5 separate regions of the Mus musculus genome follow, and all the other regions are linked to region 3. Evidence: chromatin loops called from intact Hi-C (ENCODE). Cell type or tissue: left cerebral cortex. All regions are shown on one strand.

The links. Hi-C counts contacts between places; a loop is a spot of excess contacts. Peaks named below come from ENCODE experiments on the same cell type or tissue, not always from the same donor. Only the 100,000 strongest peaks of a DNase experiment are listed, where the experiment ranks them.
Region 1: a loop joins it to region 3, with 2.8 times the contacts of the local background. A loop is called at or near these places in 2 of 42 quality-filtered maps.
Region 2: it touches region 3 in a loop (2.6-fold over the local background); 13 of 42 quality-filtered maps call a loop at or near these places.
Region 4: it touches region 3 in a loop (4-fold over the local background); 2 of 42 quality-filtered maps call a loop at or near these places.
Region 5: it touches region 3 in a loop (2.7-fold over the local background); 2 of 42 quality-filtered maps call a loop at or near these places.

What each region holds. Positions count from the first base shown.
Region 1 is chr11:79,447,549-79,452,548 of GRCm38, forward strand. It overlaps Nf1 (neurofibromin 1), which reads left to right. Exons shown (of 58, transcript NM_010897.2): 26 at 1-117; 27 at 577-788. Among named protein-coding and RNA genes, the nearest start is that of AU040972, 34 kb to the right of the region's middle. In left cerebral cortex, a CTCF peak has its summit at 3,002; no DNase peak of the experiment used is centred here.
Region 2 is chr11:79,469,662-79,474,661 of GRCm38, forward strand. Nf1 (neurofibromin 1) reads left to right here. Exons shown (of 58, transcript NM_010897.2): 33 at 112-209; 34 at 1,774-1,920; 35 at 3,668-3,814. Among named protein-coding and RNA genes, the nearest start is that of AU040972, 12 kb to the right of the region's middle. In left cerebral cortex, no CTCF peak of the experiment used is centred here; no DNase peak of the experiment used is centred here.
Region 3 is chr11:79,575,752-79,580,751 of GRCm38, forward strand. Nf1 (neurofibromin 1) reads left to right here. Exons shown (of 58, transcript NM_010897.2): 58 at 2,503-5,000. The coding sequence ends at 2,645. Among named protein-coding and RNA genes, the nearest start is that of Rab11fip4, 13 kb to the right of the region's middle. In left cerebral cortex, a CTCF peak has its summit at 2,198 (motif pointing left); DNase peaks (open chromatin) are centred at 1,403 and 2,173; H3K27ac peaks cover 1,262 bases.
Region 4 is chr11:79,403,507-79,408,506 of GRCm38, forward strand. Nf1 (neurofibromin 1) reads left to right here. Exons shown (of 58, transcript NM_010897.2): 6 at 4,908-4,975. Among named protein-coding and RNA genes, the nearest start is that of Nf1, 66 kb to the left of the region's middle. In left cerebral cortex, CTCF peaks have their summits at 2,972 (motif pointing right) and 4,501 (motif pointing right); no DNase peak of the experiment used is centred here.
Region 5 is chr11:79,251,459-79,256,458 of GRCm38, forward strand. It overlaps Wsb1 (WD repeat and SOCS box-containing 1), which reads right to left and starts at 3,237. Exons shown (of 9, transcript NM_019653.3): 1 at 2,895-3,237. The coding sequence starts at 2,934. In left cerebral cortex, no CTCF peak of the experiment used is centred here; DNase peaks (open chromatin) are centred at 1,898, 2,604 and 3,254; H3K4me3 peaks cover 2,087 bases; H3K27ac peaks cover 1,053 bases.

The DNA.
Region 1 (5,000 bases), 130 kb before region 3:
CGGGTGGCAGGAAACGTGGCATGTCTCGGAGGCTGGCATCCCTGAGGCACTGTACAGTGCTTGCAATGTCAAACTTACTCAATGCTAATGTGGACAGTGGACTCATGCACTCCATAGGTGAGATCAAATGAAAGCTACATAAAAAACTGGCCTAGCATGGTGCACAACTTGAATCCCATTAACCAGGAGGAAGGAACAAGAAGATCTCTATGAGTTCAAGGTCAGCCTGGTCTACACAGTGAGTTCCAGGACAGCCAAGGCTACCAGTGACCCTGTCTGTAAACAGACAAACAAGCAAGCAAGCAAACAGAACCAAAGCAGAAATATAAAACCTAGAGAGCTGGGTGGGAAGGGTGGCTCAGTGGTTTACAGCACCGGCTGGTCTTCCATGGGACCTAGGTTTAATTTCCAGGCCTCTGTGGTAACCAGGCATACATGTGATTGATACCCAGACATTAGGCATGCAAAACACTCATAGACATAAAACATAAAAATCTAGAGTTGACATAACATGCAAAATGAAAATTGCTTCAGCCAGGCTGTGGTGGTAAATTTGCATCTGTCTATCCTCATCAGGCTTAGGTTATCACAAGGATCTTCAGACAAGAGCTACGTTTATGGAAGTTCTGACAAAAATCCTTCAACAAGGAACAGAATTCGATACACTTGCGGAAACGGTGTTGGCAGATCGATTTGAGAGACTTGTGGAACTGGTCACAATGATGGGAGACCAGGGAGAACTCCCTATAGCTATGGCTCTTGCCAATGTGGTCCCTTGTTCTCAGTGGGTAAGTTTATTGAGAAAGTAGGGTAATAGAATGCTTGACATACAGCTAGTGCTTCAAAATAAGTATCCTCAGAAGTGTTTATTAAGTGAATTGACAAAATTTAAGAACTGGAAAAAATTACATAATGGAGAGCTGAGACTGTAGCTCATTGGTAGAATGCTTTCCCTAGCACCACAGAAAATCCATCATGATTGTGCTTGCCTGTAATCTCAGCAGCTTGGAGGGTGAAAGCAGGAGGTTCAGAAGTTCAAGGTCCTCTTTGTTAATAGTGAGTTTCAAGCCAGTTAGAGCACTGTAAGACTGTCTAAAAAAATAATTAACCAACTTGAGTCATTAAACCTTTTTTCTTAATGTGTTTTGCTTCTAACTATTGAGAAGTGGTTGGTACTCCTACCCCTGACTAGTTCTTTCTTTCCAACCCAGTGACAAACGTTCATGGAATCACCAATGGGAAGAAATGTAAAACAGCGTTGTCTCTTATCTTTACGTATATATAAAGTAATAGTTAACCTAACTATTAGTTGTTAATAGTACTAAATCTATAATCTGCGATTTGTGCTCAATAACTATCTCTGCCTTACACACCTTAATTTTTACTTGAAGTATTACATTACATTTGAAATTTGCATTTGAAGGCATGCTGGATGTGGTGGACACACTCATAATTCTAGCACGTAGCAAGTGGAGGCAAGAGATAGAAGACTCATAAGTCATCGACGGCTACAGAGCAAGTTCAAGGCCAGCTTGGGCTGTATAAGTCTGTGTCTCCAAACAAAATGGACTGATAAAATACCATAGAAATACATGACTATTTGTCCGTCTACATTTATTTTGTATTCTGGGGATTGCTGTCAGGGCCTTACTTGTTAGGCAAGTGCTTTATCACTGAGTTGCACCCTCTGCCCATCAAACTACAACATTCTTGGTAATACATTTGAAAACTTTGAGGAAGCTTTTGTTCATTTTCATTTAAAAAAGCCATGTTGATCCCTATATTTTTGCTCATGCCTTTAGTCCCAGCATGGGGAGGCAGAGGCAGGCAGGTCTACCTGATAAGTTCTAGGCCAGCTATAGCTTACCTAGTGAATCCCTGTCTTCCCCCCCCCCCCCACACACACACACTTTCTTAAAGTCGTATGGTTTATTTTATCAAAAGAGGAAGGAAGGAAGAAAGCAAGGAAGGAAAAGAAAAAAGACTTTAGTAAGAGTAAACTTCTAATTACTAAAATAATTTTTTTTTTTTGCCTAAAAACTGTAATGAGAGGGTGAGGAACTGGAAACTGGTTCAGGAGTCTTTCAGAAGACTGGGGTTGGATTCCCAGCTCACATGGTCACTTCACAACCACTTGTAACTCCTGTTTTAGGGGACTGGGTGCTCTCTCTGCCTCCCTAGGCAAAGCAACCATTTACATAAAATTAACAACAGAAATGAAGGAACCCACCTGTAGCAGAGGCTGGAAGGGCGGTTTGGTGCTTAAGAGTGTCTGCTGCTCTGTAAAAGAAGTGGAGCCGAGGTCCCAGCACTCCCAACAGCACCAAAGGAGAGGTGCTACTCATGTGCACGTGCGTTGAAAATACACAGTTAAAAACAGAGAGCCTGTGAGATCATGGTTTTTGTATCTAAAAATAAAGCTCATATTTTTTGCCCTATAACCCTGCACTTTACCTGGGCCCTGCCTTAACTGTCTTCAGCTGATGCTGAGGCTCTTCTGTGTACTCATCTCAAATGTGATAACTGTTTCTGCCCTAGAGTACCCTTGCTCCTGCTTTCTAAAATACTTCTGTGGTTGCTTTGATTTGATTCAATTCGGTATTAGTAAAATTATTTAACATGAGCTCTATCGTCTTAGCAATTTTGTTGGTTTGCTTACTTGCTTTATGACAAGAGATGGTCTCACCTTGTGGGCTCTGGCTGACCTGAAGCTCACTGTGTAGACAGGATGGCTTCCGACTAGAGATCCTTCTGCCTCTGTTTTCCAAATGCTGGGGGCACAGGCAGCATCTCCACAGCTGACTCACTTACAATTGTACTTTTATGCCCATTTATTAGAGTACTCCTAAATTATTTTCTTCAAACCTAAAATTTTTCACACATCTTCAAATGTATTATCAGTAAATATTATGAACTTTTTAGCATTTAACTGTAATTAAAAGTCATTTAGTAGTTTTCTTAATGAAGAGTGAAGGTCTGATGATGCAACCTAGTGGTAGAGTTCTGGTCTAGCACGCATGAGACCCTATTCTTGATCCCTCCTAACACAAGAAAACAACTGTTGATGTAAGTCTGTGAAGCTCTGACTAATATTTCTAAGCTTTATAGCACATGACTTAAAATACCTCTTTTTCTTCTTCTTCTTTTTCTTTTTCTTTTTCTTCTTCTTTTTTTTTCTTTTTTCTTTTCTTTTTTTTTTTTTTTGAGACAGGGTTTCTTTGTGTAATAGTGCTGGCTGTCTTGGACTTGATGTGTAGACCAGGCTGGCCTTGAACTCAAAGAGATCTCTGCCTGCCTCTGACTCCTGAGTACTAGGGTTAAAAGCATGCGCTACCATTCCTGGCTTGACTTAAAAATACCTCTTACGTATTTACTTTTTTGGAGATAGGATCTCTGGTGTAGCCTAGCTGGCCTGGAATTCATTGTGCAGAACTAGGATATAGCCTCAAATGCACAAAGTTTCTCTGCCTCCTGTTACAGGGGTTAAAGGCATCCAACATCATACCTCGCCTCAATTACTTAAAATTTTTTTTGAGATTTTATTTCATATAAATAGGTATTTTGCCTACATGTATGTTTGTGCACCATGTGTATAAAATGCCCAAAGGGGCCAGAAGTGGCTGTTAGATGCCCTGAAACTGGAATTAAAACAGTTCTAACTGCATGTGGGTACTGGGAATTGAACTTGGGTCCTCTCAAAGAGCAGCCAATGCTGCTAGTCCCCCAAATTATGTTTTTTCTTTGGCAATTTTGAACATATAAACAATCTCTCTTGATCACATGCACCAGTGTTTCTCAACCTTCTTAATGCTGTGACTCTATAATATAGTTCCTCGTGTTGTGGTGACCACCAACCATAAAATCACTTTCATTGCTACTCCATAACTGTAATTTTGCTATTGTTATGAGTAGTAATGTAAATATCTAATATGCATGATATCTGATATGTAACCCCTATGAAAGGGTCATCCAATTCTCAAAGGGGTCTCAACCCATGAGTTGAGAACTGCTGATATACCCGTGGCTCCCCACTTTCCCTCCCCTTCCCTTCCCTTCCCTTCCCTTCCCTTCCCTTCCCTTCCCTTCCCTTCCCTTCCCTTCCCTCCCCTCCCCTCCCCTCCCCTCCCCTCCCCTCCCCTCCCCTTCCCCCTTCCCCCTTCCCCCTTCCCCCTTCCCTCCTCTCCCCCTTCCCCCTTCCCCCTTCCCCCTTCCCTCCTCTCCCCCTTCCCCCTTCCCCCTTCCCTCCTCTCCCCCTTCCCCCTTCCCCCTTCCCCCTTCCCCCCCTCCCTCTCTCTTTCTTTCTTTCTTTTTTCTTTAAAAAAAGACAAGATCTCATTATGGCCTGTAACTTTTTTTTTTTTTAACTTTATCTGCATTTATTTGATGCTGAATTTATTCCCGGGCCTTGAGTTTTGTTTCTTCAGTTTCTTCCAGGATTTCTTTTTCTTCTGTGCTGCCTCTTCTTTGGGCTTTGGAACAATCTGTTGCTTCTCAGTGAGGATCATCTCAGTGTGGCAGGGGGAGCTCATGTATGGGTGAATTCGGCCAAGAGCTCTGTAGGTTTTTTCGGCACCCCTTAGGTTCCTTGTTCACCTGGCTGTGTTCAATGACTAGAGCATCCACGTCTAAACCCAGCATTCTTTTTTGGCCACCATCCAGCCTGTTTGGCCCACTGTTTGGCCTGGGCTGCACCTACCAACACCACCATTATTCCGCCAGAATGGCACACATTGCTTCTTTAAAGTGGCATCCTTCAGATACTTGGTGGCTTTGTGGATATGCATACCCTTGATGGCCTGGGCAGTTTCCCGAGTGTTCTTAAAGTGAACATGAAGGTTTGGACCTCTTGATTTGCGTGATTTTGTGGGGTTTTTTTGGGTCAAGAGAGTAGCAAACCATCTTCACAGGTCTCTTCTGGCCGCTTACAGGAAGAGTAGCTTGGAACTTTTTAAAAGAAAAACAAAACAAAACAAACAAAAAACTCAAGACCAACCTTATTA
Region 2 (5,000 bases), 110 kb before region 3:
GAACTGCCAGTAGAAATATCAATGGAAAATTTATATTTTAATGACTATATTAATTTATAGGTTTCATATAGCAAATAATCTGACTACTCATAATCTTGTTTGATTGTTTAGGTACTTCAGAGCATTGCCAATCATGTACTGTTCACAAAAGAAGAGCATATGAGACCTTTTAATGATTTTGTGAAAAGCAACTTTGACTTGGCACGAAGGTAAGCAGCCAGAGTCTTCAGTGGCCACCATGTCTCCATTTTACTGCAGTCCGTGTATCTGGTCTACATTAAATTTCTGTATGTGATTCCCCACCCCCCCAATCCTTTCTAGACTAAGACCACATTTTTGTTCTGTTTAACTTTAAGACACTGAGAAAACTCTCTGGAACCTGTAAAGCACTGTTGGCGTTTTCTCACTTAGGCAATGCTGCAGAATGGGCTCAAGAAGATTCCTCGTATTAAAAACCATAACCATGCGATACAGGTTATGTCAGGGTGCTTTTATGTTAATAATACTTTTGTTTCTGCAGTTTAGAAGTGTCTCTGAATTTAAAACAATACTTCATATACCAAAATGTACAAAAATATAAGATTTTGAGTGCGAAGAAACAGATAATTGTAGAGGCTTTACGACTGAATTTTCATAACTGATTCTTCACTTTAATTCTCTGAATTGTTGGTTTATTTGTAACCTTGGGGTAGTACTGTCTTTGCCAGGGTTACTTTTTTAAAAAACAAGTGAGATGATTCCTGGGAAAGTGCTTTGTGAAGGTGCTGATGTTCAGAAGTCATTTGCCAGCACGAGAAACTGAAGGGACTGGAATCTGCACACAGCCACCACGACCAAGTGCTCAGCACAGATGAGATTTATTTCTCACAGAGGGACAGAGAGCAGGAAATGAGAGACAAAGACAGGAGATAGAGGATAAGGGAGAGGGAGAAGGGATGTTTGTCCCGGGGAACAGGGGTTGGGCCCTGGAATGATGACAAAGGCCTGCCTCTGGATAGAGAGGAGACAGACATAGCCCATAGGCAAATGGCAGTTTATAAAGGTAAAAAGGGGACACCCAGTGTTAGGATGAGGTGTTTGATTTTAGTGGCCAAAGCAGGGCTTTTGACTGCTGGACTTCCAATACATAGATAATAGTCAGCCTCAAGAGGAGGAAGTGGCCAAATAAGGGACTAGACCTTAGTGGCTACTTTTAGGAATGTAATCTAACAGTGTTTAGCAAAGTAGAGGGGATGGGGAGAAGGGCAAAGTCTGCCAGAGCCACGTTTGCAGGCTTGAGCTGGCAGAATCCCTTCAGAAGCCTAGCTGATGTCACTCATGTCACGCATCCTTCTGCAGCTGCCCTTCCAGTTTGTTGTCATACAGTGCTTCCTGGCCTTTGGTGTCTTCAGGTAGAAAATAACTATTATGACTACTCACAGATGGTTAAGACTACCAAAGTTCCACTCCTGGCTCTGACAGGCAGCTGGTGTAACTTTAAGAGAAGTCTTTACCTAGGCCTCCATGTCTTTTATCTGTTAAGATACTAGCTTGTTCTCCAGATTTTATCCATATAAATTTATTGTTCTCCAACTTCAGAAGACTGCTCTGCAGTTGAAGTGGAAACTAATATCAGAAATGGGAAGACAACTTTCTCCTTGTGCTTCTCATTTACACTGAGGGCATAAGGCCCCCTCCTTTGCAATCACAGCTACTATATTACTAGACTCTATATAAATGTAATGCATAAGTATACCTGGGGTTAAAAATTCTAATGGCTTTGTATTTTTGCAGGTTTTTCCTAGATATAGCATCAGATTGTCCCACAAGTGATGCAGTAAACCATAGTCTTTCCTTCATCAGCGATGGCAATGTGCTTGCTTTACATCGGCTGCTTTGGAACAATCAGGAGAAAATTGGCCAGTATCTTTCCAGTAACAGGTATATTTTCCAAGTCTTGGGGAAATTAAACACTTAGTTTAAGTTGAATTAATAAAATTATTGATCCTAAATATTGATCTTCTATTTGCACATTTTTGCAGTATTATGATTTGGAAAGAGAAGCGCAGATTCACATGCATATGGCAAAACTTAACTCATGTTATATGATTCGTAGCACCAGCTGTGGAACTACAAGTTCCACAATCACAGATGCTATTTATTAAGTGTATGAAAACCAAGCAGCATATAGAAAGTACCCAGTCAGTCAGGCACAGTGCCATGCTTTTAATCCCACTGTGTGCAATGCAGAGGCTGGTAGATCTCTGTGACTCTGAGGCCAGACTGGTCTACGTGAGCTCTGGGCCTGCCAGGGCTACGTGGTAAGACCGTGTCTAGAGGTAAGGCAAACTAGAGAGAATGAGACGAGATGCAGTAACTCAAAGTATTTGGAAATTATTTCACTAGCTTTTTAGTAAAAGCTTCTAGTGACATAAATTAACCTGCTGTCCTTTGTCAGAGTTATTTCCTTTTAAGTTTATATAGAATTGTAAAGGGCTCCAATTTCTGTGTCTGAGGAGATCACTGTGGCTAAACATCTAGGAGATGGAAGTTTAAAAGTAAACTTGTTAATCCTTTATGGAGTGTTTATGGGTTGATGTAGGCATGGACATGGCTGACATGTGCCCCTGAAGCAGGAGAAGGAAAGGACTTTATCCTGGCAGTACCCAAGTAGCCTGGAGCTTTGCTTAGCTTTGTTTTTTGTTTTTGTTTTTGTTGTTTTAAGACAAGGTTTCTCTGTGTAGCCTTGGCTGCCCTGTAGACCAGGCTGGCCTCAAACTCACAAAGATCCACCTGCCACTGTCTCCCAAGTGCTGGGATTAAAGGTGTGCACCACCACCGCCTGGCTAATAACCTGGAACTTTTAAAAATGAACATTCTCTTCTTTTTTCATGATTTGAATACATATGCACAGTTTGTTGAAATTTTTAAATGTGCTACTTTAAAAATGATACATATTTCAAACATGAAAATATAGACAATGATTTGATAGTTTCATGTCTGCTCACTAGCTTGAATATCCTGTAATTTTGATATAACCACTAAGGAATAGGGGGTTGGGGAGAACACACACTGAGTATTCAGACATATAAGCCTATGGGGCTATTCTTATTCAAACTACCACATTGCTCTTCCAGTTTGTTTTCCAGCACCCATGGCAAGTAGCTCACAACTCCTCTTAATTCCAGCTCCAGAGGATCTGATACAAACTTCTGGCCTCATACACAAATACACGTGAATAAAAAATAAATCTTTAAAAACATGATATGATACCAGCATTTGGGAGGCTGAGGCAGGAGGATCATGAGTTTGAGGTTAACCTGAGCTAACTATAATAAGACAATGTCTCAAAAAAAAAAGTCCATAAAAGATCATCAGTTACTATGGTTACATAGGCTCATGTCCCAAACACGGTTTTCACAAGATAGAGTCTGTAGATGAGAATGTTAGAACTATCAATTCTAAAAAACAAAAACAAAAACAAAAACAAAAATCGAACTTAAAACAGTAGGTTTTACAGGTGGGAAATAATTGTGTTTCTAAGATCTGAAATCTTTCGATGCTGCAAACTTACAAATCAGGCAGGAACAGTAGTTAGAAGAAAAGCAAGCGGTGGCAGTCTAAAGGAAGGTCAGACTCCCCAATTAATGTGAAGTGCCATTTAATAAGCATTTCCTGTTGTTACCAGGGATCATAAAGCTGTTGGAAGACGACCTTTTGATAAGATGGCCACACTTCTCGCGTATCTGGGTCCTCCGGAGCACAAGCCTGTGGCAGATACACACTGGTCCAGCCTTAACCTTACCAGTTCAAAGTTTGAGGAATTTATGACCAGGTAAAACACAACTTTGAAAGGATGAATATGTTTTGGGAGGTGTGAAACAAAGTTTATTACCAAACCACTTACTGAATGTGCTCATGCTGTATTAATATAGCATGTTTTGTTTTGCTTTGATATATTGATTTTCTTATAAAAAGAACGATGTCTTACAAAAAAGCCAGCTTTTTTTAAAACATTTGTTTAGTGTGTGTGTGCTTGCGTGCGCGCTTGTGTACCATTGCCAGTGTGAAGTCAGAGAACAATCTATGGGAGTCAGTTCTCTCCTCACACCGTGTCCCACGGGACCAAGCACAGGCTGTCAGTTCAGTGGTGAGTACTTTCAGCTGCTGAGCCATCTTGCAAGGTCTCTTTGGCGTAGTCTTCATTTAATACTTTAAAGAACATATAGAGAGATACCATTATTTTCATGTTATAGTTTTAGAAAATACACTAAGCAGACATAACTTATTGACCTGAATTCACACCTGCTTTATGGTTCTTTTGGATTTAAATCCTAAGTTCTTATTACCGTACTAACCCTTCAAAAAGTCCATGGTTCTAATTTTTTTTTTTTTTTTAGTTTAAGACTCAGAAAATATAGTACACTTAAATACTGCTACAACAAACATTGTTTTATATCTCATTTAGAGGACTCTAATCTATCAACTAAAAGATTCTCACTAGTAGACACACACTTGATTATATTTCACAAACAGTACATTGTGAACGGCTGTGAGTTGGTTGTTTTATTCATAGGATGTGCCAATGACAGAAGGAAAACATTCTCACCTGATGTTCAGAAGTTAATTTATAAAAGTTAAGTTAGACAGTAAGAGCCTACTTTGGGGAGAGAGGGAAAGAAAGGGAAGATAGTGTGAGAAGATCCAAGTCTGTAAGAAGAAAGCTTTGTTCTCTTTAGTAAGGCTAAGCCTTGTCTCTCTACTGCATTCTCCTCTTCTTGCTCTCTCCTCCTGCTCTGATGTCACAGTAATGCTCTTACTCTCAATGCCTTTTCTCCCAATGCTATGCCTTTACTTGTGAGTTTTTCTTGAGTTCAGTTCTGTCTAAAAAGTTCTCCTTTGTCCTGACTAAAAAATTATCCTCAATTCTGTTCTAAAAAGTTCTGTTCAGATAAGCTAAAAAATTCTGTCTAAAAAGTTCTCCTCAGCTCAGTTCTGTCTCTTCTCTGTGCCTCAGCACT
Region 3 (5,000 bases):
GAGGACTGGTGACTTAGGGATATAAGAACACAGAATATGAAGCTTTCAGTGGAGACGTGCAAGGTCAGGCCTTTCTCTCAAGTGTGAAGTAAGGCCTGTGTCAGGGCAGGAGCCTGCTCCACGTGAGCAGTCTGCGCCCTTCAGCAGCACATGGAGGCATTTCTAGATTCCACCGTAGAGGGGAGGGAGGTGTGAGAGAATGCTGACAAATTATCAGAAGAAAATTATCTGAGTGCTAGGTTCACTCCATTTCCTGGGCCCTGCTTTCCTAAGACTGTGGGTTGGTGTAAATGTAATTCATTTTTATTGCTTTTTAAAAAATAACTCTCCTAGAGCTTGTTTATAATATCTACCTTTTATTTATTCTTTGACAATTTAATATACATATACAGTGCTCTCCAAAAATTTATGCAATTTTTTCCTTGATTTTTTTTGTTTGTTTGTTTTTTGTTTTTGTTTTTCGAGACAGGGTTTCTCTGTGTAGCCCTGGCTGTCCTGGAACTCACTTTGTAGACTAGGCTGGCCTTGATCTCAGAAATCCGCCTGCCTCTGCCTCCCAAGTGCTGGGATTAAAGACGTGCGCCACCACTGCCTGGCCTTGATCATTTTAGTAAAACTTTTTTGTTCTAATTAGGCTTAGGAATCCTCTAACACTGTATTTATTTGCCTTCCGACTTCCTCATTAGGAAATAAGATATAGTGAAGAGATTCCTATTAAGGAAATAATCTCGGTTGAGGAAACTCGGGCCTTGAAGTCACAGGTCACGTGCACGTGTCAAAGATGACAGAGTGACAACCTGTGTCAACTTCCGAGGGAAGCTGGCCGGGAAGCATCCCTCTTTCTAATGTACATGGTGCCAAGTAAGGGCTGCACGCATGAGGGCTGTGAATTAGAGGGCCCCAGCTATCACATTTTAAAGTGGAAACATTTGTTGCAAACCAATAGTTATTGAAAGTGATTAGCTAGATTTTATAAAGAAAAAAAAACATGAATGATAACTGGTCCCTTTCTGGGTGGTTTCACTCCAGCTGAAGAGATAAGATGTTTATGCAGGTTGTTGTTATAGGCAAAAGCTAGTGACTACAAGGAGGGCATAGAAGGTGGTTCTGGTAGGAGACGGATGGGAGAGGACGGGAGTGGAACTGTGTTGAATGAAGGCTGTGTCTTCCAGAGAACAGTCATCCCAGGTGCAGTTCTCCTCAGCCTACAAACTGCCGCATGGATCTGTCCCACTTCCTGTAACACAATAAATATCTTGTGGCTTAAAATAATACTTTATTGCCCAAAAATGGAAATGTTTCCATTCCCAAATGTAATGATTCTTTTTAAGTTCAAGTAGTCCATAAAGTTAAAGTTAGACCTGGGATAACGCTGCGGGCCATGACATGAGCAGATGGTTTCCTGCCTCCCCACCCCCAGTTAAGTGTGGCCTGCCCTTCCCTGCTCCTCCTCCTCGTGTGTCTGTGAACAGTTTATATCAGCTACCAGAATGCCTCCTGCCAATGGCTATGCTAGACATGATGAGTACAGTATCTATTTGGGAAGCAAATTCTTTTGAAGGGTAGAAGGCAGAAAAGTACACAGGTCATAAGTTTACAGTATAATGAACTTTTTAGAAGCAAACCCACTCATAATGAAGATCCAGGGCCAGGCACAGTGGCACATGAAGGCAAAGGCAGGCAGATCTCTGTGAGTTCCAGGACAGCCTAGTCTGCGTACCAAGTTTCAAGACATGTAGGGCTACACAGAGAGACCCTGTCTCAATCAACTAATGATCAAAATCCTACCAGGGATTGTGAAGGAACATGCTCGCTGCCTAAACTGCCTTCCTCACCTCCTTCAGACTGTTCTTTTCTATCTTTATTTGTAACCTTTATCAATATGCTGAGATTTTTCTAAATTTGCCCTTTTGTTCTGATCACCTTTCTGAAAATAACGTTTACATTATTTGTAAAATACATTATAGGACCCTTGAGTGAGGTTGAGACAAGTGTAGTGACTCTCCATGATTGAAATGAAGCCAAGATCCGGGCATGGCCTGCGTGGTAGGTCACCTTTTCAGGAGATGCCCTCATTCCTCCAGAACAGGCATTGAGGCCGATTAAAGGAGAAGTATATGCCTTTTTCTGAAATGGCGGCTATGCAGAAAGATGGATACATGGCTAGAATCTGCCCTCTGCTGGACACTCATGGTACAACTGGGAGAAGGTACTCTCCTAAGGCTTCCTGGATGGCCAGCCTTTCACCCTACCTCCCTCCAGCTGTTCTTGCAACTTCTCTTTTCTCTTACGCTGTTTCACAACAATGATAGAAAATTCAGCTTAGCAAGGTGTGAGGCAAAGTATGTGGCAAGGCCTTTGTAAATGTCCTGGCAGTTTACTGTGAATGTGGAGTATGCTGGGACTGCTCACCATTCCAATCTCACCCACAAGCAATGAATGAGATTGGGTCCTGAGCTAGCGTCAGGAGAGGAGGAGTAACCAGCTGTTGTGTCTCTCCAGGACTCGACAAGGAGAACGTTGAACTCTCCCCCACCGCTGGCCACTGTAACAGTGGACGGACTCGCCATGGATCCGCAAGCCAAGTGCAGAAGCAAAGAAGTGCTGGCAGTTTCAAACGTAATAGCATTAAGAAGATCGTGTGAAGCGTTCTTTGTTTCACTCTTCAAACCAACCTAACATGGCTTCTCACTAGTGACCCCTCACCTTGCACTGCTGCACTTCGTGTCTTATGATCCCATCTGGTCGCCGTGTCGCCAGACGGTCATCTCTTGGAGCATTGCCTAAGTTTAATGCTGCTTTTCTTTGATGTTTTTCCTTCTACTTTGGCATGTGTCTGGTTGAGCACTTGTTCTGAGGACAGCAGAGACAGCAGGCGGTCAGGAGGCCTGACTGAGAGCGTGGACCGTGGGTGTGGATGAACCCTGCAGTGCTGCCGCTGCCGCAAGCCACGGGCCGTACGCGGAGGACGGCCTTCTGTGTTCCCGTCTTGCAGAGTGAAGGGGTCGTCTTAGTTACACACTTATAAGTTTGGGGGAGAAATCATATTTTAACCCCAGTGTATTTAATCTTCTAGCTGTGGACTTTTTTTTTTTTTTTTTTTTACCTTATGTAGTTGAAGGAACCACAGAGGCCAAGCCTCAATAAAGCCACAGGCCAGGGACTGAGGGAGGGGCAAACTAATATTTTGTAACGAATTCTTAAGAAATACTAACATTTGAGTCTTAGCAATAAGTACAGGAAAATAAGCGTGACACACACATCTTAACATTGCTGAATTAAAGCTATTGGTTCTGAGGCCTTATACATACTTGGTCATCCAACCTGGGTAATTTTTTTCCAGTTGATTATCTTTTAATTTTTACATATGAAGGTGTTCTGTTCTTTTTTTTTTTTTTTAAGCCAAGACTATACTAAGTATAGAAACTACACTTGTGTTTGCACTTGCTTTCTCCTCTTTCCTAAGTGATTCTAAGCAGGGTAATTTGCAGACAGAGTGGTGAGACTCGTTTCCACAAGGTAATTTTCATAGCTCTTTCCATTGGCTCCGTAGCAAAATGGAATGGTACGTGACATAGGGTAGGTGATATTTTTATTTTGTTAAATAATTTTCCAAGAAACAGAATATGCTGTATATTATCATAAATTTCTTTGATAAGATGTATTTTTAAAATCTTTTAATCTTACTCCTCTCCTCCAAATAAAATCAGGAATCTCTAGCAAAACATTTGGATTCTATCTGATAGGATTGCATTTAGTCACTGTGAAGTCTGGCCGGCCTGTGTGGTATGGACACAGGACCTCTAGGATCGCTGCTGTGCAGAGTGGCTGGACCAGTGGGACTCAGGCCCTTCCAAGGGATGCACACCCAGCTGCTTCATGGTACCCGCAGGATGCAAGACAGTTTGACTTTAGTGAGCACAGTAGTACATGGATGCTCTCAGTTAAGATTGAACTATATTTATTTTTAAAAGGTATTATCCCTCTACTTCCAGGTTCCCTTCATGTATTAAGACATAATGGCTTTGGGAGGGACCAAAAGAAACCCAGTAGGGTGTGGACAGGTCCTGTAGTGCTGGCTCACTAGTGGATTTCAGTAAGTTAAACTCCACAGCTAAGTCAATAAATAATGGTACATTTAAGTATTCTGACTTTAATAATATAACACGTTTCACACTTATCCATACAGTAACAATGTAATATGTTAATGTAAATAAAATTGCTTTTGATATTCAGAAATAACAATTTAATTTTTTTAATTTGTTTACAGCCCTGGGAAAAGTAAGAACCATTTGCCAAAATAAAAGGAAACCCCTTAGTGTTAGTAGTGATTTTAACATAGAATCACTGGAGACTACTGGAGACAGATGCAGCAAACTGAGCTCTTGTAAAGGCTGCCTTAGAATAACTGTCAGAGCAGATAACCAAGGCTGGGAGGCTGAGATGCCAGCTGAGTTTAGCCGCAGGAGGCCCGTGGCTTAGCTGCCAGGCCCGGCTCCCCACCGCAGTACTGCTGGGGTGCACCCCGCTCTGGCTCCTGCAACCGTGGGCAGCACAGACTGAGGCTGCTGTAACTCTAGTTGCTTGGCTTTTTTAAAGTCATTGAGTTCCATTACTGGCCCATTACTGTTTTGCTTCCCCCATCAAAACAGGACAACTTATAAATGTGCACTCTTCCTGTAGCGGGTTTCCCCATAGTTCTTAAACTGCCCCACTTGAGCTCCTATGGAAAGATCAAACGGAGCCACTTCTGACCAGTACATCCCAGGAAACTGGGGCAGCATTCCAGTTTTATCTAATAGACAGAACTTCCAGCTTTTGAGGAAAGTCTATCTTTGCAAGCAACTGAACCTACAGAGCTTAAAGTATCACTAGCTGCCCCTCCCCCAAAGGAGACTCTAATTACAGGAGCAGCTGAAGGTCTGAGTAATGTCCCATTTTACACAATTTGGTGTGAGTTCTGTGATTCATTTTCAATTTGTGTTTCCCTGACTTAAAAG
Region 4 (5,000 bases), 170 kb before region 3:
TAAGTCAAGGGACATCAGGTATCCACAGTTCCCTTTCAGTAGAGTATGGCTAGTGCTTAGCCAACCAGTCACGCTTTTGATACCTTTTTAACTGTAAGAACGTCTGTATTGAACTTAGAACCTTAACTCAGTGGGCCCATATCAATAAATTCAGCTTGATTCAGTTTTATGGTTTTTTTTTCACCATTATTTCATGCCCTTAAAAATCCATTCTCATATATATTGCCCAGACTACGGCTTGAATGAATTCACAAACTCAGTAAACTTTAGTATTGTACCACACCTTTGTTGTGAATTTCACTTTCTGTTTCGCTCCTAGAAGCCTTCTTAGCCTTGATACTGATTATAGTTCAGAGGCAATTATTGTCGACAGACACTGAGCGGCATCAGTATTGCCTTGCTTGATGTTTCTCTTTCAGTGAAAGTCACTGAAATTTGTAGACAACAAAGGATTAATTTCCTCAGGCCAAGGTACAAAAGGAAATATTGCAAGGTGTGACAGTGGGGCCGCACCCTACACTAAGAGTGGGCAGACTACTGCCACAGGTGAGACAGACGCATCAGAATTTGAAGGGTCAAAGTCCTCAGCACCTGTCCCCTACACTTCTCCATCTCAAGTTACAGGATCCCACCCCTTACCAGCCAGTGCCTTTAGGCTCCTATTTACCTTAGCAACAGGAGAAGTGCACTTGACTAGGGGGAGTGCAGGCAGGCAGGCAAAAGTGAAAAGTTTCTCCTTCCATGTTCCTTCACAGGTGTGATTCCAGATATAGTCAAGTTGACAAACAAGATTAGCCATCATATTACCTAAGTTTCTGACAAAGCTATCAAAAACATGCATTGGAGAAAAGGTGCCCTCTTTAACAAGTGGTGCTGGGAAAACTGGATCTTTCTCTCTTTCTTTCTTTCTTTCTTTCTTTCTTTCTTTCTTTCTTTCTTTCTTTCTGATTTATTTTATTTATATGAGTACACTGTAACTGTCTTCAGACACACCAGAAGAGGGCATCAAATCCCATTACAGATGGTTGTGAGCCACCATGTGGTTGCTGGGATTTGAACTCAGGACCTCTGGAAGAGCAGTTGGTGCTCTTTAACCTCTGAGCCACCTCTCCAGCTTGAAAACTGGATTTCTATACATATTGTGCAACAATAAATTCAGTGTCTTAGTTAGGGCTTTATTGCTGTGAACAGAAACCATGACCAATGCAAGTCTTATAAAGGACAACATTTAATTGTGGGTGGCTTACAGGTTCAGGGGTCAGTCTATTATCATCAGGGGAGAAGCATGGCAGTAACCAGGCAGGCATGATACAGGCAGAGCTGAGAGTTCTGCATCTTCATCTGAAGGCTGCTAGCAGAGTATTCATTTCCAGGCAGCTAGGATGAGGGTTGTAAAGCCCACGCTCACAGTGACACACCTACTCCAACAAGACCACTTCCTGGGCCAAGCATATTCAAACCATGACATTCAGTATATCAAAACTCTAATGAAAGAAGAAGACAGGTAAAAATATTTGAAGACATAGGCATAGACAAGAATTTTCTGAAAAGGACTATAGCACAGGAAACAATACCAAGACGTGGCAGAGAGAGTTACATGAGATTAGAAATCGCTACCAAGCAAAGGACACAGTCACTAGAGTAAAGAGACCATTTACAGGCTTGGGAAAAGAAATTTCCAGGCTTACATCTGGCTGGGGACTGGTATCTATGATATATAAATAACTGCTAAAATTAAACTCTAAAATCATTTTAGAGTCTGTAGATAGGCTCATGAGCTGAATAGAGTCCCTAATAGGAGAAATACAATGACCAGTAGATACTTGGAAAAAGTTTTCAACATTCATAGACATCAGGGAAATGGAAATTAAAACCTCTTTCAGATTCTGTCTCACTTCAGTTGGGACGTTGTCAAGAAAACAAAAGACAACAGAGGGGAAAATGTGGGTGGGGCTAGTGGGATCCTGAGTAGCTACTTTTTATTTTTCTGTTTTTTTCTGTTTTTTTTTTTTTTCTTTTTTTTGTTTTTCGAGACAGGGTTTCTCTCTGTAGCCCTGGCTGTCCTGGAACTCACTCTGTAGACCAGGCTGGCCTCAAACTCAGAAATCTGCCTGCCTCTGCCTCCCAAGTGTTGGGATAAAAGGTGTGCGCCACCACTGCCTGGCAGTGAAACTCCACTATGACAGTTTGAAGGGTTCCTCAGAAAAACTGATAACAGACCATGTGACCCAGATATACTACTATATTGTATAGCCACAGAAATTCTTGTACATCCATTTTTACTGCCACACAATTCACGGTGGCTTAGGAAATAAACCAGCCTGAATGTCCATCATGAGAAGAATGGAAGCCGGACAGTGGTGGCACACCCTGTCTCAAAAAACCAAAAAAAGAAAAAAGAAAAAAGAGAATAATGGATACAGAATATTTGGTACAGTGAGTGGTGGTGGCTGCAACAGTAGGCATTTGTGTGGTGGAGTGGAGGAAAACTGGAAAGGCTAGTGGAATGGCCAAGGCTAAGTTAATTTCTTGCTCATAGAGAGCTGGCTATGTAGTTTCCTGTGGGCCAAATCAACGAACACTTGAAGATGCACATCATGGGCCATGGGTATGTGGGTGCCACTGCTGCTTTGTACAGGGCACCTTACTGCCAAGACATTGGAGTTGGCACGTAATGCTTTCAAAGGTCTCACAAGGAAGCCTATCAGTTGGTATCACTTGCAGCTCACAGTCTGTGGTGAGGAAGATGGATTCACCAATTAAGGCTACCACTGTTGGGCATAGTGTGATTCTTTACAGCCACAGATGTCAGATTGCAAAATAAAGTTCAGCAGAAAGCTGCCCAGGAGGGTTATTTTAACCAACCTACTTCCCAGTGTTCTGTAACTGGAGCAGAAGATAACGGTGAGCAGATGTGGAAGTTTGTTTGTTTGTTTATTTATTGCTTATGAATATACTTTAGCTGTCTTCAGACACACCAGAAGAGGGCAGCAGATCCCATTACAGATGGTTGTGAGCCACCATGTAGTTGCTGGAAATTGAATTCAGGAAGTCTGGAAGAACAGTCAGTGCTCTTAACCACTAAGCTATCTCTCCAGTCTGGAATTTTAAAAAATAGTTAAATGGAAAAGTATAGACAATTACTATAGCCATGATAAAACAAAACAAAACAAAACAAAACAAAACAAAACATTTGTATGTTCTTGGAGCAGAGTTTGGTAAAGTGCCTTTTTATGTGGTAGCAGTTCTGTGTTGATTGGCCAGACTTCTACTTCGTGTTTTTTATTAAAAAATATTTTTATAAAATAAAAAACTAAAATGCTATATTATGATAATGGAATTTTATACAGCTGAAAAGAAAAATGCCATCATGACAATTTCCAGAAAATGGATTCAACCGGAATTTATTATGTTAAGTTAAATAAGCTTGGTTCAGACAAACAAGTCATGCTTTGTTTTCTGTAGGGAACTTGAATTTAAAGGTGTGTTTATGTGCATATGCGCACTCGTGTACACACACACACACACACACACACACACTACAGATAGATCATGAAACGGAAAAGATCTTAAGTAAAGGGGAAACAGAGGGTATGGAATATGTGCAATATGGAAGCAGAAGGTTGGACTGCCTGGTTAGGAAGAAAGGGAGCCAGCTAGGAGGAGGCAGGTAAAACCGGGTAGGTTAGGGATAACAATGGAGAGCAACATAGAATGACACATGTTTATGAAATGTCACGATACCCAATTCTTTGCATGGTAACTTAAAAATTAAAAGAATTCAAAGATAAAGTGTAATCTAAGTATTCAGATTATCAAAATTAAAGCTGTCCTACTAGACAGTGATGGCAAGCATGTGGCAGATCGTCAGTATACAGCTCAGTGGACAACTTTTCTGAAAAGCAGCTCTGTAGATTTCAAAATCCTCAGAAAGTATTTGTTCCTTGCTGACACAGTTGCTTACGTTGAAGAAAAAGATGGTGGATAAAACTTTACTTAAGTATAAGTATTTATCAGTACTACTCAAAATACTGAAATGCTAGAGATTTGTTAAATGTATGACTGAAAAACATTTAAATAACCAGTGTCTGTTTTTTTTTTAAGGTTTTGTTATGTGTGCATATGCATGTAGTGCCCTCAGACAGCAGAAGAGGGTGTTGGATCCTCTGAAGCTGAGGTTATAGATGGTTGTGAACAGGTGCTGGGAACTGAACTCAGGTCCTGTGAACAGCAGCCAGTGCTCTTGACCACTGAACCACCTCTCCAGCCCATATAGGTTTTTGTTTTTGTTGTTGTTTGTGGGACAAGGCCTCTCTATGTAGCTCTGGCTGTCCTGTAACTTTCTCTGCAGACCAGGTCTTTCCTTGAACTCACAGGGATCCTGCTTCTACATCTACAAGGTGTTGCCATCATGACTGACTTCTGTGTCATTATTTAATAGACTTAAAAATAAGATGTATATTGTTATCGTATGTGTGAGGGTGCTTTGGCTGCGTGTGTCTGTGTGGCGTGTGAGTGCCTGGTGTCCGAAGAGGACAGAAGAGGGCGCCTGATGCTGAGCTCCCTTCTGGGTGATGGGTATCAAACCTAGGCCCTGTGGTAGAGTGTCTAGTGTTCTTAACCACCAAGCCATTTCTCAGTCCCCATGTTTATAGTTTTTGTTTGTTTTGTTAATCAATTTAAAAATAGAGCAAAGGGAAAACTTGATGTTCAAGACATGTTTGCTTTTCATTTACTTCTGTCTCTATCAATGTAGCTCATGGGTTTGGGGGTTTATATTTATTTTTATTATTAAATTGCTTATTAATAATACTGGAAGCAAAACAGTTTATAAAATTATTTTATAGTAGTTCTGAATTTTATTTGTTAAATAATTGAGAGTTAATAAAGCATTTTTTTCCCTCCAGAAACAGCATTTAAATTTAAAGCCCTGAAGAAGGTTGCACAGTTGGCAGTTATAAATAGCCTAGAAAAGGTAAGCTTCAACCTCTTGGGTATGC
Region 5 (5,000 bases), 320 kb before region 3:
TCTTTAAGGCCAACCTAGATTAAATAGGTAGACCCCATGAAAGTGGGAAGAGAAAAGAGAACAGAAGGGGAATTAAGATTATCATCACCTTTCAAGAACTATAAATCGTTAGGCATAGGTTGTCTTGCTAATCTACAAGAAGCTCTGGTTTCTATCTTCATCATTAGTACAAACCAGGTAAAGAATTGGAATTTTAAGGTCACCTCAGCTACATGGTCAGCCTGGGAAGAGCTGGAGGGCTAGCAAAATGACTCAGTGGGTACACATACCTGCTGCCAAGCTTGACCACTTGATTTCAATTCCTAGTAGCCACATGGCACAAGGGGAGAACACACTTTTACTATTCTTCACACATAATACACGCAATTTTTGTTTTCCGAGACAGGGTTTCCCTGTGTAGCCCTGGCTGTCCTGGAACTCATTCTGTAGACCAGGCCAGGCTCCAACTCAGAACTCCTACATTATTTTAAAATTTTCCTTCTTGTATGAAAATATCCTAACACCCATCACTAAGATAAAACTATTTTGCTTAAACAATGTTTTCTTTTTTAGATACTCAAATCTGCTGAATGGTAGTGGCACACGCCTTTAATCCTAATCCCATCACTCAGTTGGCAGAGGCAGACAAGAATCTCTTGAGTTTGAGGCCAGCCTGCTCTACAGAGTTCCCGGGTTACACAGAGAAATTCTGCCTTAAGGAGAACAAAGAAAAAATAAAACAAAAAACAAAAGAATTCAAAATCTTCCTTCTACCCCACCCACCTATTGAGCGGAATCTGATCTGAGAACAATCTTGACCTCATGACCTCATATGACACCTATATAGGAGTCTTCTCTAGGATACAATAGTTCTAGTTCTTTCCATCAGTCTTCAGATTATAAAGTTTTGAGTCAATTTTCTATCTTTTCCTACCTTAATTTTTACATTTTCCTGGAATACATTCCCATTAGTAGTAACCCTTAAAAAGGTGATACCCAGAACTGGAGACTACTTCCTGGTGTGGTTTAACCAAAGTGATAGAGAACCCCCACTTCTTCAAAAGGGAGCAACATAGAATAAGCTCACATTCCTGTTACTGGCAGTCACATGAGTCTGATATAAGACTCATGAGTAGGTGAGCCTCAATGCCAGCAGAATGCATTTTCAATGCGAAACCTCAGAAGGAGCACATTGCTGCAGGCTTCCTGCATTTCTCCAAGCCTACATATACTCTTACACGGTCCTTTCACTGGGGTTCTTCTCATACTCAGCCCCCCAAACTGGGATTCCTGCTTAACTTTCATCTATTGGTCAAAATGAATTTTAGGAAGGACTTCATTCACAAATAAGGAAAACAAGTTTTAAAATTCTACTTTTTAAAAGAAGGCAATGGAAACATTCGCTTTAAAAGAGAATGCTCCCAAGTTGATCTAAGAAGAATACTTTATTTCCCAGAGATTTATATCTGTACTTTAAGGTTACTTTTAAAAACTAGTCTTGGGTACACTCATTTGGCTACTTTTCTTTATAAAGTGTTAATGAGATAGAGATGTGGCTGGTTCAAACACCAAACCCCAAGAAACAATTCACTAACTCATCTTCAAATGTAAGACATTCTAATTGTTACATAGTCAGCATTTTTCTAAGTGCCTTCACGTTTCCTTGTTAGCTAACAGACACAAACGATTTTTATACTTTAATTAGCTGCTTTAAATACTCAAGTACTGACTAGTAAAATATTATCAACCTCAAGGTTTTTCTCTAAAGTGCTTTGGGGAAAAAAAAAAGTAATGGGGCAGTGGGTGGGAACCAGCCCTAAAACCCAACCTATCTGCATAGCACTTACATCATGAGTCATCACTGAACAAGGCTAACCAGATTCAAGTTCTTCCTCACATTCCATCCTCCGATTTCACGACCAGAAAGGAAGTGTGACAGTGCCTTGTTAAAGAGGGTAGTAGCTCAGTTATAGCCTGACCTGGAACTCTTCACACACTCATGGAGTCCTGCCCCTACCTTTAGCATGGACATGAAAATCCAATTGACAAAACTGTAAAGTCAGTGTCTACTGACGATAATTTTGTTCAACGAATGTCATCCAATGGGCTCAAAGGTGACTCCTTTGAGAGAATTTAAATAATGCTAAGTGCTTTAAAGGGGCCAACGGGCAGGTCTGGCCCACGCCCTTCCACTCCCCATTGTCCAGGCTTCAGCCAGACGCGTGACAGGTCTAGCCACGGCTACATCCTCTGTACAATAGCCCTCCTTCAGCCATTCCACCTATTCTCACGGCTCCTTCCACCCCCACCCCCCCGTGTAGGTGGGCAACATATTCCCTCCTTAGAACCCTTCACTTTCATAACGCCATCCTTTAAAAAACACTAAAACTTTTTTTTCTACGCCGCTGACACCTCTCCAGGTCCCTTTCTCAATAGAGTACCGGACATACAGATGCTGCTGTTCCTGCTGCGCCTCAAAAAACACAAAAGTTCACAACTTCTTCCCACCAAAGAGAGCCTAGGATAGACCACTTAGCCTATGCTAGTAACTCTCCAGGTCCATTCGATATCCAAGACACAGCCGGGAGAATCCCAGGACGTCCGATCCGCACCCCAGCTGTGATGGTGTCACTAGGGTTTGCCCGGCGCTGAGCAAACTCGGGAGGCCCGCTCTGGGTCCATTCACTCCCGGCCGACGCCCATCGCGGGACCGCTTCCTCCCGCCACGCAGCGTCAGTCCTTGCTCCTCTCCATTTCTCCGGAGCCCGGGCATCCGGTCCCCCGCGCTCGTGGGCCTTGGCATCGGACTTCCCCGTTCTCCCATCCCCCACCCCCGTTTTCCCCCCGGGCCCCGGAGCCAGCCCCTTCACGCTCTGCCGGTAGACCCCGCGCTCCCCCTCCATCCCGAGCCTCACCGATCTCTTTCTCGTTAACCCTCGGGGGAAAGCTGGCCATCTATGGGGCACCGTCTGATTCCGGGAACTCGATTCGGACGCGACAACAGAGAAGGGACTCAGCGGGGGCTGAGGGGCGTGACGCGGGCTCAGGCTCTCCCGGGTGTGGAGACTGCAGAGAGAGCGCGGGCGGCCGCTGCGGCTTCTGCGGACTGCCCGGAGGAAATCACCGGAATGCCTGGAACAAAGCCACCGGGTCACACTCAGACAAAAGAGCCGGCGCGCCTTCCACTCACAGACTCACACAGCCCGCCAATGCTTCCGCCGCCAAACCAGACACTGAGACAAGATGGCGGGCGGCACTGATAATATCTGGGAGGCGGGGTGTAGTGGGTGACGTCAGACCATCAGGCCCCGCCCCTCGACGCAGGGGACGTGATGGTCTGGATTCACGGACGGGCGTGAGCCCTCAAAGCGCGACCTGCGGGCATTTTCGAAGTCGAAGGCTCATTGCCAAGGGCAAGCCCGGGATTATATAATGCACGTGACCGAACCGGAAAGGGCAAAGTAGACGTTTCACGTGCTTAATCCCTTTTAGCTACGTCTCTGGCTCCTTAGTACCTGGGAAGTGAAGGTTGCGCTGAAGAAAGATATGATGGAAACTAGCATAGTGGTGTCCAATTGGTCAGGACAGAACAAACTGGTTTTAGGAAAGACTCAGTTGATGAAGGAGACCCAGGGTGATGGGCACCTCTGAGGCCTCCCCAAGACTGCCTCTGTTCTAATTGGTCCCTAAAGTCAGGTCTCCTGAAGAGCTGGCCAATATGACCTCTACCTCAGAATCTGCCCTTCTTCCACAGAAGTTGAGGTCTCTAGGAAGCAGCTAGCTATTCCACATCATTGTTTGGGTGTGCCCCACATCTCAATCTAAGTACCATCTATAAATGATGTCATTGCATTTTAGTGGCCCTTGCGGGACTCTTTCTTCCAAAGGATAACAGATAACGGCTTAGATTTTCTCAGATACTCCTGGAAGACAGAATTGCCCAGCATAACTTTAGATCTCAAACACCATAGGTAGTGCATGTACTGTGTGCATGTCCCTTTGCCCAAGGTAGAAATTCTTAAGATCATGATGATTAATAGAAATAAATCATCCCCTTCTTTAAAAAAAATTACTTGGTTACTGCTTGACAATATGTTTGTCCAGAACTTCATGCACGGCAATGGTGCTGCCTGACGAACAGTAGAAGGAAAAAGAAAATTCAATCTTGTCAAATACAGACCATTATTGTCCCCTAATGTTTTTAGCTTATTTATTTATTATGTGTGTATGAGATATGTGCATGTTTTTGAGTCTTTTTTTTTTTTTGAGAGTTCATGTGTCTTAAATGCTTCTGTGTGAATGCAGGCATTCAGAGGTCAGATGACATCCTAGGATATGAGTCCTCACCTCCCACCTTTCCTGAGACAGGGTCTCTCATGATTTCAGTGCTTGTATACCATGCTAGCTGGCCCTGTAACTTCCCGACTCCCTGACAGCCCTGTTAGAGTGAAGGGATTGTAGAGTAGTAGTCTGTAATCTCCTGCCTTCTGCTTTAACCTGGGTTCTGGGCTTTCGAACGGTCAGGTTTGCATTTTCACCTCTGAGCCATCTTCCCAGCTATTTTTTTTTTGAGTTTTCATACAAAAATATGCAGATTTCACAAACTTGCAGGGCTGGAGGAGGGGGGTATAGCTCAGTTAGTAAAATATTTGTCTAGTATACAGGAACCATGGAGTCCAGCTCCAGTTCCTCAGAAACCTAAAGCAAATGGTACATGCTCGAAAGCCCAGCTCTTGGCAAGCAAAGGCACAAGAATCAAGAACTTAAGATCACTTCTGCTATATAGCAAGTATGAGGCCAACCTGGCTCCAAGACTCTTATCTTCAAACAATCTGGAAGGCTTCAGGAATTCGTGAGTCAGCCTTGCTCGGGAGTTATGCTGATTTGTTTGGTTGTTGGTTTGGTTTGGTTTTTTGAGACAGGGTTTCTTTGTGTAGCCCCAGCTGTCTTGGAATAGCTCTGTAGACCAGGTTGGCCTTGAACTCCAAGAGATTTGCCTGCCTCTGCCTCCCAAGCACTGG